Regions from separate parts of the Homo sapiens genome. Here region 2 is linked to region 1. A link is a loop called in an ENCODE intact Hi-C map of the cell type or tissue named here. Cell type or tissue: HepG2. All regions are shown on one strand.

Evidence for each region. Hi-C counts contacts between places; a loop is a spot of excess contacts. Peaks named below come from ENCODE experiments on the same cell type or tissue, not always from the same donor. Only the 100,000 strongest peaks of a DNase experiment are listed, where the experiment ranks them.
Region 2: a loop joins it to region 1, with 6 times the contacts of the local background. A loop is called at or near these places in 2 of 110 quality-filtered maps.

Annotation. Positions count from the first base shown.
Region 1 is chr12:96,211,508-96,219,507 of GRCh38, reverse strand. All of the region lies in intron 1 of ELK3 (ETS transcription factor ELK3), which reads right to left. Among named protein-coding and RNA genes, the nearest start is that of ELK3, 21 kb to the right of the region's middle. In HepG2, a CTCF peak has its summit at 4,139 (motif pointing right); DNase peaks (open chromatin) are centred at 47, 3,405 and 4,107; H3K4me3 peaks cover 507 bases.
Region 2 is chr12:96,011,798-96,019,797 of GRCh38, reverse strand. It overlaps LTA4H (leukotriene A4 hydrolase), which reads left to right. Exons shown (of 19, transcript NM_000895.3): 7 at 558-630; 8 at 895-1,035; 9 at 2,218-2,241; 10 at 2,684-2,754; 11 at 4,104-4,215; 12 at 4,799-4,943; 13 at 5,945-6,048; 14 at 6,540-6,610. Among named protein-coding and RNA genes, the nearest start is that of HAL, 19 kb to the right of the region's middle. In HepG2, a CTCF peak has its summit at 3,924 (motif pointing left); no DNase peak of the experiment used is centred here.

The sequences.
Region 1 (8,000 bases):
CACAACTATTTTCACATACAATCACACTGTACATTCCACTGCGCCTCTGCCAGTTGGAAATTTTGCCCTCTGGGGTGTTGGAAAACACAGACTTTGTACCATCATGCTGGGAGGTACGCCCTTCCAATAACCGCTAACACTACAGATTTTCGTAAACTCATCTATATGAGTATCTCTCTCACCGGAAAAAAAATTTAAACGATTTTTTTTTCTAAATTAATTCCTTGATACCTAGAATCCTTAATGAAGTCCAATGTCTTAACAGGCAGGTACAATAAAGCCCATTTATCTGGATGCCACTTTAAGGAATGTGAGTAATTCAGACAGTACACTGTGGCTTTTATTAAATCAACAATTGAAAAAGTGGTGGTACTTGAGATTTATGTTTGATAGATTATTATGCACATGGAGGCCTGCTCTAAGTTAAAATGTTTCATCTGCCTAACTTTACTTAGCTGATTTCCCACCACTCTGAGCTTCAAAAATGTAGAACACATAAAAGGCATGCTAGAAATCTTTTTTTTAAAATTCCCTTTATCTAATGAGAAAATGCTTATCTTGGCCGGGCGCGGTGGCTCACGCCTGTAATCCCAGCACTTTGCGAGGCCGAGGCGGGCGGATCACAAGGTCAGGAGATCGAGACCATCCCGGCTAACACAGTGAAACCCTGTCTCTACTAAAAATACAAAAAATTAGCCAGGCGTGGTGGCGGGCGCCTGTGGTCCCAGCTACTCGGGAGGCTAAGGCAGGAGAATGGCGTGAACCCAGGAGGTGGAGCTTGCAGTGAGGCAAGATCGCGCCACTACACTCCAGCCTAGGTGACAGAGCGAGACTCTGTCTCAAAAAAAAAAAAAAAAAATGCTTATCTTTCCCCTGCCTAGACCCCCACTTTTTTAAGATTCAGGGGGTATACATGCATGTTTGTTACATGGGTATACTGCATAATGGCGGGGATTGGGCTTCTAGCATACCCACCACCCAAATAGCGAACACTGCACCCAACAGGTAATCTGGCAGCCCTCACTCCCTCCCTCTCTCCCCACTTTTGGAGTCCCCAGTCTATTATTCCCGTCCTTATCAGACCTTATTTTGAATGTACAAAATTTTATCAGGTATTTTAATGCCATTCTTTTTGCAGAATCGAACTCTGTGCTTTCATACTGAGGCCCATCAGTCTGCTTTTAAAGGCATTGCTGCTCTTACAGGAAGAGGTGCCCCCTTCACATCTGATACTTTCTGGATTCCTCTGACCTCACCTCAACCTTGCAGCCTGCAGGGCCTTCCCGTCTCTGGCTGGTCTCTCACCATTTCTACCAGCACTGACCAGGACCATGGTCACAGGGGGCTGAGGTCCACCCACTCCTACTCCAGAGGGCAAAACCACCTGTTACTTGCCCCAACTCCTTTCCCTTTGTAATGCAGAGCTGTGATCTGCCATGGTAGAGTGAAGTTAGATGATTTAGAGCAGCTTGTCAAACGTGAATCATATGCATACCTCCTTTAAAGGAGGAGGAGGAAAAGTGATTTTCGTTCTCAGTGTTGACAAATGATTTTTTTTTTTTTTTTTTTTGAGACGGCGTCTCTCTTTGTCCCTCAGGCTGGAGTGCAGTGGTGCGATCTCGGCTCACTGCAACCTCTGCCTCCCGGGTTCAAGCGATTCTCCTGCCTCAGCCTTCCAAGTAGCTGGGACCACAGGTGCGCACCACCACGCCCAGCTAATTTTTTTGTATTTTTAGTGGAGACAGGGTTTCACCATGTTGGCCAAGATGGTCTCGATCTCCTGACCTCAGGTGATCTGCCCGCCTCGGCCTCCCAAAGTGCTGGGATTACAGGTGTGAGCCACTGTGCCCAGCTGAGGAATTGGTTTGTTAAAAAATAATTTTCAAAAGAGGGTTAAATCATGGCTCTCATACAGATATCAAAATGAACACGTTCGAGATTTTATTTCACTCATAATTCAGTAGGGAACCAGGCAGACGTTATAATGAGTTCAAAAAAGCATCTGAATAATAGAGGCATTTATAGAAGAAGAACATTGAAATAAATGCTTAAATGGAGGCAAAACTAGGGGTGGGAGTCAATGGCACTCTGTAAGACAGAATTTGGCTGTCTATAGACGAGAATTATTTCATGATCAGTTACCTATAGTCAACAACGTTGTAAAATACCTTCCAAAAAATCAGAATCACATCATCCGGAGGGAGTCTTCTCTAGAGTCAAGAATGCAGTTTTTCACTGAAGCATAATTCTTTTCTTTTCGACTAGGTCTCACTCTGTCAGCCAGGCTGGAGTGCAGTGGCACGATCTTGGCTCACTGCAGCCTCAGCCTCCTGGGGTCAAACAATCCTCCCATCTCTAGCTCCCAAGTAGCTTGGGCTACAGGTATGTGCCACCACGCCCTGCTCATTTCTTAATTTTTTGTGGAGACCATCTCTGTATGTTGCTCAGGAGTCTCCAACTCCTGGCCTGAAGCAACTCTCCTGCCTCAGCCTCTCAAAGTGCTGGGATTACAGGCATGAGCCATCGCATCCAGCTGTTTAGCTATTTTCTATAACTCAAAGCAGGTGCTAGTGAAGCACTTTTGTCTATTTGGAAGGTAAGCGCAGATTCTGGCACCTGACTCTCTGGGTTCAACAGCAAAGACTCGTCCTGTCTGGTTGTGGGACTTTGGGGAAGTTACTTAACCTTTCTGTGCCTCAGTATCCTCATAGGTAAAATGGGACTGATATGATAAAAGTATCATATCATACAGGGTTGTTGTAAGAGTTACAGAAGTTACTAATAATGCACTTAAACTACACCTGGGGCAAAGTAAGTGCTATTTAAATGTTAACTACAATTACCTTTTAAGCTACAGGGAATCCTCCTCACAGAGCTTGCTGTGGAGTCACATGGCCTTCACCAGGCTAGAAGGCATTGTGTAGCTACAGCACCCACCTGGGCTCTTTGTCCATTAGGCAATGAGCCCCACACAGGCACTGAAATCCAGGGAGACTCTTCAGCCACATGGCGACTGTGGTTTATAAGGTGACTTGGAGTATGCTTCTGTTTTGTAGTCTATCATCAAATATGAAAGCACAAAAAATCGTAAATGCTTGCAGAAAACTCAGATGCTAGGGCACTGATTCTCCGACTCCAGCTTAACAAACACTGGTTTAAATGCTGACCCTGAGGCCTCCAAGCTGTGTGACCTCAGCAAAGAGGGTCCCTGGGGCTCTCTCCTTCCCTGGGGTACATTCGGCTCCCATCTATGTGGTTTCTCTGGAGCAGGAAGGAGAGTCAAGTACATGAGAGCTGTTGGGTCAGATAGCGAAGAAAGAAAGATGTTCTAAATGACAAGCCAAGGGACAATGATGACAACACCGCTCATAGCCGCTGCAGATGGGGCCCTACAGGAGGGCATTCACGGGCTGGTCAGGGCAAAAGACACAGAGTAGAGAGGCCGAGAGTAAAACGCTTGACCTCTGGCACAGAGGGGAGGGACATTTTTGCAGACTCTGAGTGATTATTTTCTGCCCTTATTCTGTTTTCAGCTTTTTGCACTTAAAGAATGCAGTTATGAAAACAGTTTTGAGGCTAGGCGTGATAGCTCACGCCTGTAATCCTGGCACTTTGGGAGGCCGAGGTGGGTGGATCGCTTGAGCCCAGGAATTCGAGACCAGCCTGGGCAAGAGTAAGACCCCATCTCTACAAAAAATACAAAAATTAGCTGTGTCTGGTGGTCCGCGCCTGTCCACCCAGCTACTCAAGAGGCTGGGGTGAGAGGATCGCCTAAGCCTGGGAAGTAGAGGCTGCAGTGAGCTGTGATTGCACCACTGCACTCCAGCCTGGGTGACAGAGCGAGACCATCTCTCTTTAAAAAAAAAAAAAAAAAAAAAGGTTTTATGTCCCTCTTTAGTCTTTCCCATGTTTTTATTTAACTTTGATTCATTCTTTAATCCGACGGAGCCTCAAAAAGAAAGATGCTATTGACAGAAATATTGATCATTCTCATTACGCTGTGCCCGCCTCCGCCTACGTGAGAGCTGTCAGGTCACATGACACGATCCCAGCTTCAGGTGTCCCAGCTGCCTCCTGCCTCTGTCACCGAAAAGCTACTGGCCTCTTCTTGGAAGCTGACCTCCTTCCTGTCGGCCACAAGGTGGCGCCCGACGTCTTAATGTGAGCAAGGGCCGCACAGACCCCTTATGCAAAGTATGAGGTTTTTGCCTCCATTCTTAGAAGTCGAAATGCCCACTTATTTGTTCTTCTTTCTACTGATGGCAACCTAGCACTTCCCTTTGCATGTTCCTTGTTTCATTTTTACTGAGGTGGGAGTTGAGGGGGCAGAATTAGCTTTGATTTTCTTAAGCTTCTATGTGGTGGGAAATAAGAAACGAGGCAACTTAAAAAAAAAAAAAAGGCAATGAGAGCCCAAGAAAAGGAGAAAAACTTCTGGGTAAGGAATAAACAAAATAGGTGCTCATGAGGTACCCATGTCTTTTTTCGTTTGTTAAATTTTGCATGGTTAGAGAAATGAAGATGGATTTGAACACTTCTTACTGAAAATTCTGCTGAGTTCAACTCCTCTGCCAGTATCTGCTATGCATTTCCATGTCATGATACTATCATTGTCTAAGACAAAGGGTAGTAGCCATTTCATTATAGAAAATGAACCCTGTACCTCAGTCAAAGAACTGGAAGACAACATTTTATATTATTAGGGATCTGCAATAACTCAGCACAGAGTAAGTGTAAGGTATTAAGTAAATAAGGATAATATTTGAAAAAAAAACTTATACAAGTTCTGAAGTTTTTTATTATTTCTGTGAGTTGGAAGACTATTAAATTTATTTTCAAAGGACATTTAAATTATTTTGATCATTATCACTGTGTATAAAAAAGGCATGAGGCCAACTTCATGTCTCCCAAGCTTTTCATTTATTAACAAGTATTTGCATTCTGTGAATATCTACAAATTGTTCATTTTAAAAAAGGTAAACAAAAGTAGGTATTGCTCACCTATTTACTTACTCTTTACAGTCTGCAATGGTTTTTGCTGTTTTTTTTTTTGTTTGTTTGTTTTGTTTTGTTTTTTGAGACAGAGTCTTGCTCTGTCGCCCAGGCTGGAGCACAGTGGTGTGATCTCGGTTCACTGCAAGCTCCGCCTCCCAGGTTCAAGTGATTCTCGTGCCTCAGCCTCCCGAGTAGCTGGGACTACAGGCGCACACCACTGCCTCCGGCTCATTTTTGTATTTTTAGTAGAGACAGGGTTTCAGCATGTTCGCCAGGGTGGTCTCAAACTCCTGACCTCAGGTGATCCACCCACCTCGGCCTCCCAAAGTGCTGGGATTATAAGCGTGAGCCACCGTGTCTGGCCCAGTCTGCAATGTTTTTTAAATAACTCTTCCATCTTGGGAAAGAGAAAGGTTGCTGGGATTACATGCCTGTACATGTTATATCTAGCACAATGTAATATCTAGCACAATGCAAGGATTACTGGGTTTTTAATGAACGGATTACATGTCTGTAATCCCAGCACTTTGGGAGACCGAGGAGGGAGGACAGTTTGTGCCTAGGAGTTCAAGACCAGCCTGGGCAACACGAGACCCCCATCCCCACAAAAAACACAAAAGTTAGCTGGATGTGGTGACACATACCTGTAGTCCCAGCTACTTGGGGAGCTGAGGCAGGAGGATCACTTAAGCCCAGGAGTTTGAGGCTGCAGTGAGCTGTGATCACATCACTGCACCCCAGCCTGGGCAACAGAGCATGAACCTGTCTCAAAAACAAAACAAAAAAAAAGAGAGATTTTTCAGAGGAAATCACTGACAACCACTGAAATAACAACATATGCAATTTACTGTGTGTAGGAACACCCCTCTTTCCTTCTGGAACTATGCTGTCTCTGGCTAAATTAGAAGTAACTCAATTGGTTTGTCAGTGACTTTTATATGGGTGAGTAGTAAATGATGGCTTCGTTAACACTGGCTGAGAAAATGTCTTACAACCATTCGACTTTTTCCCACAGAATTCACCGCACCCCACCCTAATAACCACCATACAACCCAGCCCTATGTTATCCTACATTTTCAGAGCGGGCCCACAGTAAGACAGAAAAGGGCCTATTTCCATCCAAGGCTGCCTCGTGTGGGTACCTCTTGATCCCTAACAGTCCAAAACTTTTTAAGATTCCTGGGATAGAGTTTGTTCTTTCTGGGCTTAGAGAAGAAGAGGTGGTCAATCTGCAGGGTAAAGAAATAACTGATTGTCCCAGAAGCACACCCTATTTCTCTGTAGCACAAAGCAGCAAGGCAATTTAAATGAGATGGTGTGTGGAAAAAGCATGGCACTGCGCCAAAGGCTTATATATGTTTTAAACCTTCAACAAGGTTTCTATGCCCCCTTCGTATATGCCTTATATGAAGCCTTCCACAACACATAAACAGCTATTTATTTTTAGCCATCATTTCACTTGCATTACCCAGCACTTCCAACACAGCCCCTGACAAACAATAGGTACTCAATTAAAAGGTGTGTAATGAATCACAATTTCTTTGGCTCTCGATTTCTCTAAGATGGGTATTGTAAGATCTGACTTCACAGACTCTTCCAAAATGAGCTAAAGAGCCTAGAAAAAATAATTTTATTTTGCTTCCCCCTCCCCCGCGAGAAAGATGAACTCACTCCCTTCTCCAGTGTGATCTTCTTTGAGTCCTGTATCCCGCCACGTGGCTCACCGGTAGCCACACAGAGTGTGCACTATGCAGTCTTCAACACACACACATCTTCATTTAATCTCTTCTTTGAAAACATCAGACAAAAATTTTATTGGGTGGTTAAAGGAATATAAGCCTCCTAGATCAAAGCAGCCAACTGGTCACCCGGCCTTCCCAAATTGAGGCTGCCGTTCATTAGAGCTGCTTGGTTAACCACATCCACCTCCCCCCTATAACAACATCCCCAGGAAACAGATTTAGAAGTCCTGGGAATTGCAGGGAAAATCTTTTCAGGTAACCTTCTGTATTAAAACAGCAGACCATGTCTTGAAAGATGAGTGGGGCTATAAAAAACAGAGGTTCCTACAACCTGAGGCAGTCCCTAGGCCCCCTCAGAGTCTCACATGGAAGGACAAGCTCTGCTGACAATGCTTTTTCTTTAAACAGATGGGCTGTTCCTTCCCAGACATTTTTGGACTAAAACCTGAACATTCACTTTCTTTGCAATTGTTTTTGTTGCCTGTGTTGTTTGCATTCTCTTAATTCTAGCTTGAAGCACGTCCCGCAGTTCTCATACTTGGTAACATTCAGCTTCCTCTTCTTCTGCAGGTTGCAGGCAGGAAACTGGAAAATGGGCCACAGGAAACCTGGCCTCCTACATCTGTCCCACTTTGTCACTGCAGCTCTGGTTTCATTTTGTCTTGTGTTTTAGCTCTGTTTTAACCTTCAGTACTGCAGCCCAACTCTGCCTTCTGAAACAACACTGAGGTTCTTATCGCCCAAGAAAACTCAGAATTTTTGTTCCTCCCCAAAGTAATTAACATTGTGAATTCAACAGGGAAAAAATACTAAGCAGATTCTCCTAAACAGTAGTCATTTGGATCAGAAAAATGATTCATTAGATGTAATAAAGCTATTAATAAATCCACAATGAAAATTAAAGACTGTTTCATAATACTGGACACAGAAAAGTTTTTATTTTGTATTTCCTGTGATTAAGGTCAATGGAAAAGCACAAGTTATTTTAGGTAAATATGGTTACTAGTGGTCCAAGGCTGCCTGATGAATTTTAACTTGCTAGGCTTTGATAAATAACGTACAAAAATAAGCTACAATCATATTTCATTATAAATATCACATTGTGATATATTTCAAATTGTTTCATAATATCACAACTATTAAGTTGAACTGTAAGAAATTATTCTTTTTAGAGATCAAAACTAGTTAAATACCAGCAATCTCATATATTCAACCTAAAATATATTCACATACATAAAACTGATACACACACACACACACACA
Region 2 (8,000 bases), 200 kb after region 1:
AAACCCTGTCTCTACTAAAAATACAAAAAAAAGAAAAAATTAGCTGGGCGTGGTGGCGGGCACCTGTAGTCCCAGCTACTAGGGAGGCTGAGGCAGGAGAATGGTGTGAACCTGGGAGGTGGAGCTTGCAGTGAGCCAAGATCGTGCCACTGCACTCCAGCCTGGGTGACAGAGCGAGACTCCGTCTCAAAAAAAAAAAAAAAAAAAAAAAATAGTTTCTTATGAGTTGTGACTGGGTTTCTATAGTTGTGAAATTGAGGGATGAAATGAGACCCTCAAGAGGTCTTACAAGAGGCAATAAACTAATTGGGGACACCTTATGTCTTGGTTTTTTTCCTTTGGCCCAGCCTGTACCTCCTTAGAGAGCTGCATATCTATTGCTGCATATACAACAGCAGGTTTGCAGCTCACGCCATGTAACCTCATCCCTTTCCCATAGGCACATGGTAAATGCACTCTCACTGTAAAGGTTTGTCTACAAGACATTAACTACTTTTTAGAACCAGATGAATCATTTGCCATGAATTTCTTTTTTATTAAGCTTTTTAATCTTGCAGGCAAATTGGCCCAAGAACTTTGGTGTGGTCTGAGAAAGAGCAGGTGGAAAAGTCTGCTTATGAGTTTTCTGAGGTTGGTCATTTAGTTATCCTTTGTAATCATTGTGATAGACAGTAGATTGAAGATTTTGAGTGTGAAATGTGATGGTTTTAAGTGATACGGGGAAAGAACCAGATTGTCTTTTATGTAGATGTGTAGTTGCTACATTCTTTTTATCATTTTCATTTAACATAAAAATCATTAACTTGTAACCTTCATAGAAAGCAATATACAATTTTAAGAAATGTACAATGGTGATAATTAAGGCATACAGACATATATATGTTGATTTTTCAGACTGAATCTATGCTTAAAATAGCAGAAGATCTGGGAGGACCGTATGTATGGGGACAGTATGACCTATTGGTCCTGCCACCATCCTTCCCTTATGGTGGCATGGAGAATCCTTGCCTTACTTTTGTAACTCCTACTCTACTGGTAAGTGTAAATGTTTCTTCATTTGAAATTGACGTTTCAAAAATAAACTTAAGAACCTTAGGAGTCCTAATAATATGTATATATATGTAAAGAACCTTAGAGTCCTAATAATGTATATATGTATAAAAATCTTTTCTCTTGTTCGTGTAACCTTTGTTTCTAATTTTATTGTTTATTGTGGTTATCACAATCTCATTTTTTTTTTGTTGTTTTTTGAGACACAGGCTTGCTCTGTTGCCCAGGTTGGAGTGCAGTGGCACAATCTCAGCTCACTGCAACCTCTGCCCCCGGGTTCAAGCGATTCTCCTGCCTCAGCCTCTTGAGTAGCTGGGACTATAGGTGCACACCACCATGCCCAGCTAATTTTTGTAATTTTAGTAGAGATGGGGTTTCACTATATTGGCCAGGGTAGTCTCGATCCTCTGACCTCGTGATCCACCTGCCTTGGCCTCCCAAAGTGCTGGGATTACAGGCATGAACCACCCCACCAGGCCTCCATCTTGTTTTTGAAAGGAAAATAATCAGGCCATTTGGAGAAGGAGAATATTATGTTCACGGTATTTGGGGAGTTGGGCATGGGGGTGCTGTGTAACAACAATTCATTGATAAATTATGTATCCAGACAATCAGACTATACCAATTACACTTGGTGTGTAGGTACAATTAAAAAAAAAATCAGTACACCATGTACAGGAAAGGATTAGGGCCATAGAACGCTGCTATGTTTAATATGCCTGTGAGCTACTTTAAATTCTTCTTAGAACCAAAATGAGTGATGGATTAGCAATAAAATAAATAAAATACAGCACAGGACACATAGGACACTCTAAAGTTTTATTAAATATATTTTGGGTAATAGGAGAGAAAGAAAGTGATGGGTAAATAAGAGCAGATATAAAAATGGAAGTAGAAGAAATGTTTCATGGAAGTTAGACACAAATAGACTGGCTTTCATTGTATTGCAAAAATTCCCTAGAATTAGGGCAAGAAAGAATGATGCTAATTTTTAGTTCTGTATTTTTTTTGTTTTTTCAATTAAGGTCTCTTTTACCTTCTTTGAAGTGCTGTAGTAGAAATACAGTGGATCACCAGTGCCAGTATGCTAAGTATTTAGGTAGGCAGTCTTTTAGATAGTCTGTAATTCGATTACTAAAATACTAAGGTAATTTTCTTTTTTTGTAGGCAGGCGACAAGTCACTCTCCAATGTAAGTTAAACTTTTTCATTATGGCCTTACCTTCAAGAAGTATTACGTCAACTGATTTTAAAATATCCCTTGTATTTTTATGTTAAAGATATGGTTATAATGGACAATTTGGGGACTCTTCTCACATTATTAACAATTAGATGTAATAGATTTAAGGAAATTTTATGGTTTGATCTCTTCATATATTTATGAAATATTTTTAATGCAGTGATATATCTATTTAATATTTTCTAAGTAATTTTTGTTTTCTAATTACTTTATGCCATATTTGTGTGTGTGTGTATGTCTTTGGTTAAATTAAAGATTTTGCTGAACTGAGTAACTCCCTGAATATCTCAGCTAATATTTTTTAAAAATTGAATAACATGGAGTGTTTACAGTAGAATGGGTTATTTTAGGTTAAGATAATCAGTCTTACTATTAATCACACTGTTTTCTTTAGGTCATTGCACATGAAATATCTCATAGCTGGACAGGGAATCTAGTGACCAACAAAACTTGGGATCACTTTTGGTAAGATTTTTGTTATTATTTCTTTATTGGTTCATGTTGCTGATTTTTTTTTCCCTGCCTCCTACCACTCTGAATTGTTTTGTGTGTATCTCTTGTTTTTCTTTGTTATCATCTCTTAGGTAGGCAAGGATTTTTTTTTTTTTTGACATGGAGTCTCACTCTGTCACTCAGGCTAGAGTGCAGTGGTGCGATCTAGCTCACTGCAAGCTCTGCCTCCCAGGTTCAAGTGATTCTTCTGTCTCAGCCTCCCGAGTAGCTGGGATTACAGGCATGCGCCACCACGCCCAGCTAATTTTTTGTATTTTAGTAGAGATGGGGTTTCACCGTGTTGCCCAGGCTGGTCTCGAACTCCTGAGCTCAGGCAATCCACCCACCTTGGCCTCCCAAAGTGCTAGGATTACAGGTGTGAGCCACCATGCCCAGCTATTTTTTTTTTTTAATTGGAGACAAGGTCTCACTCTGTGGCCCAGGCTGTAGTGCAGTGGTGCAATCTCTGCTAACTGCAACTCCAGGGTTGCAATCCTCCCTCCTCAGCCTCCAAAGTGGCTGAGACTAAAGGCGCATGCCACTATGCCTGGCTAATTTTTGTATTTTTTATAGAGATGGGATTTCACCATGTCGCCCAGACTGGTCTCAAACTCCTGAGCTCAAGTGATCCGCCCACCTCGGCCTCCCAAAGTGCTGAGATTATAGGCATAAGCCGCCACGCCCAGCCAACAAGGATTTTTTTTTTTTTTTTTTTTTTGAGATGGAGTCTCACTCTGTCGCCCAGGCTGGTGTGCAGTAGTGTGATCTCTCTGCCTCTCAGTTCAAGCAATTCTTGTGCCTTAGCCTCCCGAGTATCTGGGACTACAGGTGCACGCCACCATGCTCAGCTCATTTTTGTATTTTTAGTAGAGACGGGGTTTCACCATGTTGGCCAGGCTGGTCTTGAACTCCTGACCTCAGATAATTCTCCCGCCTCGGCCTCCCAAAGTGCTAGGATTACAGGCGTGGGCCACCATGCCCGGCCAACAAGGATAGTTCTTAAAAATTCTGTAACACTTATTACAGCGTTAGGAGTGTTAGGTTCAGTCTAGGTGTTAAGTTTAATTCCTGATATACTCCCACTTTTAACATAGGGACATGCAAGAGCAGAAGCAGGGCTTAACTTTCCCTGCTGCCATCTGCTGGGCTGGGCTTCCCATTGCTCTGGATTGACTGCCTGGGAGCCAGAGTCGGCTTAGACTGTAGTGGTCATGCCTTACAACTGCTTTCCTCTGTAGAAAAGCCAAAAAGAAAATATCTTGATTGAAATGTCTTTTCTTCTCAGCTGTGTCCGTGTTTTTATTAAAATATTTTTTTTTCAGGTTAAATGAGGGACATACTGTGTACTTGGAACGCCACATTTGCGGACGATTGTTTGGTGAAAAGTTCAGACATTTTAATGCTCTGGGAGGATGGGGAGAACTACAGAATTCGGTAAAGGAGTCAAAGTTTTAAAAACCTTCATCCAAAGTTGTATAGGTGTTAAAAACTGAGTTTTTATAAAAGCGTCTTTACTGTGTAGCAACCAAAAAGTCATTTTTACAAGTGTGGAAAGTGAAGTCAATGCTGGTATAACACTGTGTTGATCCACACTGTTCACTGTTCTATGTAAGGTAGTTTTGATGACCTGGTCTAAATAGGGAGCTGTGGGACCTCACTGGGTCTTTGCTATTAATATAGCTGTTTACTATGTTTGCATCTTATTTGGTATGTCATTTTTAAGTGTTGTCTCCTGAAAGCCAAATTTGCTGACCAGGCATTAAATCATTTTTCTAGTCTTTTTATAAGAATAAAGCCTGTATTATTGAGCAAGAAACAACAGAGAATATTACTTAAGTAAGCATTCTATTAATAGACTTCCAGAAGTTTATGCCAACATATCCTAGTGTTCCAGTCTCCAAGTTTTAGATTCCCCTAAAGTTACACCACTGAGTGAAGTAATACCTCCTTATTAGCTTATTTGCGTGGTGATAGCAGTCTTTCTATATGTTTCTCCATGTTATTTCATGTCTTGCAGGTAAAGACATTTGGGGAGACACATCCTTTCACCAAACTTGTGGTTGATCTGACAGATATAGACCCTGATGTAGCTTATTCTTCAGTTCCCTATGAGAAGGGCTTTGCTTTACTTTTTTACCTTGAACAACTGCTTGGAGGACCAGGTAAGTAGTTGGTATTTTATGATTTTTTTTTTCTTTTTGAGGGTAATGTGAGAATTAGGAAGAATTGTAAACTATTGTTTTGTTCCATTTAATACTTCCAATTCATTCTGGATGTAGCTGCTGAAGAAATCTGTATTGTTTTCTGAGTTACCTCTCAACTTAAAACCATTAATAACCCCTAAGGTTTAAATTATGCTGCTTCATTTTTTAAAAAATCTCATCAGTTTTTGAAATTAGGATAATAGTGTGTATTCCCTGAAAACATTTCTATGGTACAGAAGTTTATAAGAGTAACAAGTGAGAGTCCATCAACCCCTTTCCACTCCCCAGGGGTAACCACTGTTAGCAGTTTGGTGTAAATGGCTCCAGATCATTTTCTAGGTGTAAATTAACAAGCAGACAAATAAATACATGTAATTATTTTAATTACAAAAAATGGGTCATGCTATATATTGGCTCTGCATTTGTGTTTTGTTTTGCTCGATATTTCACATACACCCTTCTGTGTCAGTACATATAAATCTGTTTCATACTTTTTAATGCCATCATACTAGTTCATGATAAAGCTATGCTGAGTTATGTACCCATCCCCCACTGATGGACATTGAGGTGTTCTCCTTGGTTGATTGACTTGGAAGGCTGTCTGTCACCTGGATCCATTCTGCCTGTCCAGTCTTATTTTTCTCCTTTCTAGTCATGTGAAGGTTATTGCTTTTAGAACTTGGGTTATGCATTCCTTTTCTGTGTCTTCATGTGTTATCCCCTTACCTATAATTAGAATTTCTCTTCTCCCTTCCACTGAATTACATATATTCTTCAAGGCCCAACTTAAGTCCCACCTCCTTTTTTGAACATTCTTTCACTCTGAAAGTCCTCGTAGATTTCCCTATTCTCTGAATGTTCTCTGTTCTCTGTGGTTAATAGTACAATGCCAAACACGCACACAAAATGTCAAATAATTACCTTTCTATGAATTGATTTCTTTTCTTTTTTACTCTTAGAGATTTTCCTAGGATTCTTAAAAGCTTATGTTGAGAAGTTTTCCTATAAGAGCATAACTACTGATGACTGGAAGGATTTCCTGTATTCCTATTTTAAAGATAAGGTTGGATTTAAAAACCTTTTCTATTTTTCATGCTCGATATATCTCTATTTATTGACTGATTAGGTTAACTTGTATTATCTAATAGTAGTATTGGTTCAGAACTTTAGGACTCAACCTCTCATTGCATATTTTTTCTATTTTAAATGTGATCTTAACCACATGAACTACCTGTAGAATTTTCCTATTTCAGAGAAGTCATCAATAGTATGGTGATGAATATAAATTTTAGAAGATAGAGTTAGATGAGGTAATGGATATATTAGCTTGACTTAGTCCACATTGAGTACATATATCAAAACATCGCATTGTGTCACATAAGTATACACAATTATGATCTATCAATTTAAAATATTAATTTTTAAAAAAGATTTAGAAATTATCTTGATATAGCAGATTAGACAAAATTATATATCTAAGGACTTACAAGTTTAAATTTTTTTTTGACAGGAAAGGGCATTCTATTGTAAACTGTGAATTCTTACTATTCATAGGTTGATGTTCTCAATCAAGTTGATTGGAATGCCTGGCTCTACTCTCCTGGACTGCCTCCCATAAAGCCCAAGTAAGTACTTGCCTGCTAATGCTTTCCTTCTCATTCTCCTAACTCCTAGAGAGCCTCAAAATATCTGAAAGAATAGTATGCCTTCCTGAAACTGTTACTAGTAAATGATGAAAGCAGAGTTCTTAGGTGTTTTGGCCTTAACCCTGAGGCCAAAAGAATAATTTCTGCAGTTTACAAATATGGTTTTTCACTTCAAGTAATTGAGTGCCTCCTTTCTGCACAAGGATGGTGAGGGATTTAGACAATAAGCTATTGTATCTTCCTTCAAACTTCTGCAATAAAAATATTTTATAAGTATTATGTTAATTACAACACTGTTATAAGTTATTATCCCCATTTCCCAAGGAGGTAAGTTAGGTTTAGCTAGGTAAAGTGTCTTGCCCTAGGTTGCACAGCTAGTGAGTAGTAAAAGTTGAGATTCAAACCCTGGCAGTCTTATTGCCTCCAATATACTGCTTTCTTCCTTCTTTTTTTTTAGAAACAGGGTCTCACTCTGTGGCTCAGCCTGGCGTGCAGTGATGTGATCTTAGCTCACTGCACCCTCTGCCTTCCAGGCTCAAGTGATCCTCCTACCTCAGCCTTACAAGTAGCTGGGACCACAGATGCGCACTACCACACCCGGCTGTTTTTGTACTTTTGCTAGAGGCAGGGTTTCACCATATTGCCCAGGCTGGTCTCGAACTCCTGAGCTCAAACAATCCACCTGCCTTTGTCTCCCAGAGTGTTGGGATTACAGGCGTGAGCCACCGTGCCCGGCCTCAATATACTGCTTTTTATACTGAACCCCCTCCTTCAATCGGACCTGAACCCTGGTCTTTCACGAGTTGTGTGAGGACACTGACCATGGCATGTTCCATGGCATGTTCTCTTGTTGCCTTTCTTTTGGATCACCAAAATTGCCTACCAGCTTCTCTTACACTAAACAGGCCAGTTTAATTGATGTTCAGGGAGCAGCAGGAGAGAAGCTAAGAAACAAGATGAGGCCTGGTCATGTTTGTTTGTAAAGCACTTTAAACAGCCAGGCCGAGAAGTGTTTGGTTGAGAAGTTACTGGGAGTTCTGAGTATGGAACAAATGTGGTCAGAGCGCCCCACTAACTGGGCAGTCCTGGTTATCATAGGCTGTGGTGGGAAACAGGAGCTCAGGTAGGGAGGGGTGATTACGATAGAATGTTTCGAATTTTGTGTTGGAAACAGGTGGCACAAATCATCAGTAAACCCTTTTAACGTCTAAAAAAGGTATCAGCAAAAATAATACTTTAGATTTTTTTCCTAGCACTTCATTAAGAAGTGCCATACATTATCTCGTTAATTTTTACAACAGCCTTGCTAGAGATTATGAGGACCTGAAGTCATACAAAGGCAGTGGAAAAGAAAGGAGTAACTGAGAGA